Linked DNA regions of Homo sapiens: region 2 is linked to region 1. Evidence: chromatin loops called from intact Hi-C (ENCODE). Cell type or tissue: IMR-90. All regions are shown on one strand.

Region 1 (2,500 bases):
ACGTGGTGAGCTGGCTACACACACAGCCTTCCACCTCGGCAGGGAAACTGCACAGTGAGGAGCACAGGGGCAGTCACAGCCAGTTCCTGGGCTCATAATCGACGACATTGGTCTTGTCCATTTGGACAGATCCACAGGATTCTAGAGAGAGGTTAAGAATGAAAGTGTAATGGTGATCATAAACCGCAGGAACAAAATGTATATACCTATTTATTTTTATTCTCACTTCATCCTAAAAAGGATTTAAAGTTCCTTTCATAGATGAAAATAATAGGACAAAATAAAATAAATTTAAACATAAGAAAGATGAAACAAAGGGAAGAAAAACAATGGTGGAATGCAGCAGTAATAAACCTACATGACGTCACAGCCCTTCCTTCACCTCCCCAGCCCCAGCTAAGAAGATGGACCCTCATGGTATGGGCAAGAAATTTCAGGATGAGATAATGCCAAGTCTGATTTTTCTCCAATTTGTGTAAATTCAACGGAAATTTCAGGCTGCTGCTTCGAGTAGAAATAAGCTCTAATTATCCTTTTGATTTTCATATCATTTTCAATAAGTCAGCAGTGCTATTGCGGTCAATCAACCGGAAATCAGGGAAAGAAATCTCACATTTTCTGTGCCTTCCTTATTGTTTTAAGCGTGCTTCTGAAATGCTTTAAAATCATTGTCTTCAGAGTGTTTGTTAGTGCAGAGAAAAAAGGAGAGGATCTGGAATGGTTAAGCATACTGTTGTCTGTGATTTATCAAACCACACACGCAGACTTACTATTGAAGGAGAGACAATACCATCTAAACCAGCATGGGAGTTATTGTTTGATTTGATACTGAGCTTTTCTGTGTTTATTGGTCATCTTTGGTCTCATGAAAAATTTATTCTATGTCTAAGGGAGCTCCAATATAAATAAACACTAGAAATACATTTGTAGGAGGCTGTTCTCTAGAATAACTCAGTATTGCTCTCTGCATGGGGCATCACCTGCTGAATAAACCCAAAACCATCATCTGGGGAGTCGCTCTAGGTAAACTTCCTTGAGGTAAGCTGTGCTGTAGAGATAGGAACCTCTAATCATGTTTCAAATACTAAACATACCAGTGTGCTTTTCTTTTAAAAAGAGGAATCCTATTCACTTGACTTTATTTGTTTTTGAAAAAAAAAATGAACCCTTTATTTGGAGAATATTTTAGAAATTTAGGGCAAGGAAAATATTCTGCTCCTAGATGAGTGCTTTTGCTTGTATGATCCTGCACTGACAGTGAACAATACAGTAGATGAATTACTGATTTATTTATTTAAAAGCGAATGCACTGGATTTAAAAACAGCTTGCCTACAACAAAGAAATATGCCCCTTAAGGTTATTTAGTCCATTTATTGCTGATACTAATTAAACAATGACCTAGGCTTTTCACAGAGTGATTACTCTTAATGAAAAATTAACTATGGTCTCCTAATAAAGATAGCACACAAAACAAGTTGTACAGAGTGGTGTGACCTGACCTAGGATATCGCGTGTAAGTGCGACAGCTCCTGTAGATGGCAGTGGAGCACTTCCGCAAATGCTTTGGCCTGGCGTTCTGGGCCTGGGGTTGAGGGATGCAAAGGATAAAAGCTGCAGCAAGAGCAGGCGTGCCCTCCAGCCAGCAAGTTAACTAAGCTGCTGGTTCACTACTGCACTTCATAGTTGCCCTCTAAATGATTTTTTTCTGAACTCAGCAAAAGTACAAAGTGTTCCTGCCTGCACCCCAAATTGTCCTTTTAGTGAGGTAGGTTTTTATGTTTTATGCTTTCTATTTTTTGAATTTCAGAGTTATTTTGGAGATCTGACCTAAACATTCCTCTTCTTGAATTGCAAAAGCAATTAGCTTAGCTGCTCACACTCTTAAAGAGAGAATAAAAATCTCCTAAATGGAGACAATCGTAAACTACATCTGTCATACAAGTCAATGCAGCACAATCCAAAATAAAGATCTGTCAGCATAAACTATAACCAGATTTCATAGTCCTTAACTTTTTCTCTTGCTTGGATTGTTTTCCTTCTTTCCTTTTCTCTTAAGCCTTTTATTAAAAACTGTCCTCCGCTATGCTCACAGGAGCTACATGACTGAAATTGGAAAAGCAATCTAGCAATCACAGATTTAGGTAATTTTTAATGAAATTAAGATATTATATCGATTATTTTTGTCATTGTTTTGGCCTTTGAAGCTCAATCAGCGTTATATTCTATTATAGAGGAATGGTTGTTCTGAAAGAATTTGTGGAGTTGTGCCTGTCATTTCAGGATGAATTTCCTCGCTCAGCTCCCCCAAATTTCCCATTCTTTCAGCAGCAAGAGGGAACACTGCATGCACAGTGTTAACTTCACACATTCCTGACATACTTGCTACATTAACAGAGCTATGTTCCAGGGAATTGAAATATCTATTGTAACTGTAGGAAGGGCTTTCTTCCCATAACTTTTACCTTGTACCCAGAAAATGTATGTCAAGAATCAAGAAAT
Region 2 (2,500 bases), 570 kb after region 1:
AGCAAAAAGGTTATTAAAGATAACATTTTTGTAAAATTTGAAATGGGCACTTTTTTTCCATGTTTATAATTTTATAAAACCAAATCAATCAATCAATTATCATATTGATAGAACTTAACATGAAGTCATGTTGATAAAATTAAATGTACAGTGCAAATATACATATTTCATTATAAGTGTCTTCCAAGCCTATTTGGATATCAGAGTCATCTGTGAAGACTGTTAAAGCTTAGATGCCTCAATTCCATATATCACTGCTACTTACTTTAGGCAAGTCACCTAAACTCTCTGTGCCTCAGTTACCTCATCTGTAAAATGGGGATAACAGCCCTATCTTCCTAACAGGAATGTTATGCTGATTAAATGAGTTAATGTATGTAAGGTCTTTTGAAAGTTCCTGGTACGTTAAAAAAGAAACACATGCCGACATGTAGTGATTGCTATTCTTATTCCCTGTGTAAGTTACTTGGATCTTTATTTCCAGGGATTTTGGTCTGGCTCTCACTATGGGTTTATTCCTAGAGGGAGCTCAGTTTTCCTAGCCAGGTACTGTGAATTTGGGGTTAAATGGAGAGAAAATGTTGTGCATGATGCTGTGGCTGTTGGGGCAGTACTTCTATTAGTATGTGTGTAGGGCAGCTGAGGGGCAAGACAAGGCATTCAGAGATCATACTTTGGAACTGGAAGCAGGTCATCCTGTACCCTAATAATTCCCAAATGGGATTTAGCTTTGTCATTTCCCCAAAGTGTTCCATGGCCTACTGAAACATGTATTTTCTAAATGAAAATAGATTTGTTTATGCAACCATAAATATAACTTTGAATTTATTTCAAAGCATAGATTTGAAACCTTAAAATATGACAACAAAATGGGGAACTAATCTTGGACACAAATAAGCTTTGGCAAATATCGTGACAGGTCCCACTGAAGCTGAATGACTGTGCAGGTTGATACACTGGACATTTTCGGTGAAACCTGTGTGAACAGACAACTGGAGGGTCAGATGATTTATCCTCTCCCCAGTACCTTGGCACAAGGTAAAACTTCTCGATGTTTGATGCAACCTAGAAGGGGTTGGTTACAGTAAACAAATGAAGTTACCATTTCTTATGCGGAGAAAGGAGAGGGTTGAACAGAATGTGTACAATTTTAGAAAGTCCACCTGGAATTTTGGCCTGAGATACATGCTTTATTATGGAAGAATTTTTCTGGTATTATTAAGAATTTTTATGCATGGTGACAGTTATCAATTTATTGCCTTTCAGCTCCAAATCTACCCTTATATTACCTGTTCTGAAATAACAGACAAGACTCTTTGAAGTCTTTCCTCTGTAGTAAGCATGATGCTAAGTTTGTCAGTAGAGGGCGCTGGAGGGCCGTGGCAGGAGGAAGGAGTTTCCTTTCACGGTTCCAGTAAGTTGCAGGTTTTTTGCTTCTTGCTCTTTCTGCGTTGCTGCCAAACTGCACTGTCCCAGCCATGCACCCAGACTGTGCTGCCTGACTTCCTGCAAACTCAAGGCCCCATCTTAGCTCAGTAATCACCTCACTGTGGCCCCCCTGATGTGGATGCCAGGTGCCTAGGCCTCCTGTAGGCCTGCCAGGAAACTGCCTGCCAAAGCCCCACTGCCTCAGTGTGCCCTCCCGCCAAGCTCCCCCTGCTTGAGGAAGTGTGCTTCTTGTTTATACATCGACTATGAACCAGGTCTGGCCCAGGCAATGCAGCCAGTGGCTCCACCATCCAGTACGCTCCAAACACATCTTCTGGAATAGGTTTAAATCCCAGCCTCAGGAAGACGGCCCCCTTGCCAAGTTATTCCTTTCTTGGGTCCCAGGGAATTCTTTGGAACAGGGGTCCTCAATACCATCTGTTAGATTTTGTAAATAAAGACTTACTGGAATACAGGCATGCACACTGATTTATAATTTGTCTCTGGCTGCTTCGATGCTGTAATGGCAGAAACAAATAGTTGCAACAGAGACCCAATTGTCCAGAAAGCGTATGCTCCGTACTATCGGACTCTTTACAGAAAAAAATTTGCTGACCTCTATTTGAGAGTTGTCTTTTCTCTCTTTATAGTCACTTCATAGTTATAGTTAATCATTATTTTTTGACCAGGCGTGGTGGCTCATTCCTGTAATCTCCCAGCACTTTAGGAGGCCAAGACAGGTGGATTGCTTAAGTCCAGGAGTTCAAGACCAGCCTGGGCAATGTGATGAAACCCCATTGCTACAGAAAGTACCAAAAATTAGCCAGGCATGGTGGTGTGCAGCTGTGGTCCCAGCTACTTGGAAGGCTGATGTGGGAGGATGCCGTGGGACCTTGAGCCTGCAGTGAGCCATGATTGTGCCACTGCACTCCAACCTGGGTGACAGAGTGAGACCCTGTCTCAAAAAAAAAAAAAAATTATCATTATAACTTATATTAAAATTTCCCAGTTCAAATTACTATGTTGTTTCTGTCTCCTGGTTAGACCTCATTGATAAATGCAATATATACTG

What was found. A loop is a pair of places that touch in the nucleus more often than their neighbours do. Peaks named below come from ENCODE experiments on the same cell type or tissue, not always from the same donor. Only the 100,000 strongest peaks of a DNase experiment are listed, where the experiment ranks them.
Region 2: a loop joins it to region 1, with 8 times the contacts of the local background. A loop is called at or near these places in 4 of 110 quality-filtered maps.

The regions. Positions count from the first base shown.
Region 1 is chr12:58,539,134-58,541,633 of GRCh38, forward strand. No RefSeq gene overlaps it. Among named protein-coding and RNA genes, the nearest start is that of LINC02388, 240 kb to the right of the region's middle. RefSeq lists enhancers at 1,413-1,707, 1,437-1,606. In IMR-90, a CTCF peak has its summit at 1,537 (motif pointing right); a DNase peak (open chromatin) is centred at 1,568; H3K27ac peaks cover 982 bases.
Region 2 is chr12:59,112,571-59,115,070 of GRCh38, forward strand. LRIG3-DT (LRIG3 divergent transcript) reads left to right here. Exons shown (of 6, transcript NR_183518.1): 4 at 920-1,038. Among named protein-coding and RNA genes, the nearest start is that of LRIG3-DT, 190 kb to the left of the region's middle. RefSeq lists an enhancer at 1,443-1,702. In IMR-90, a CTCF peak has its summit at 1,365 (motif pointing right); a DNase peak (open chromatin) is centred at 1,391.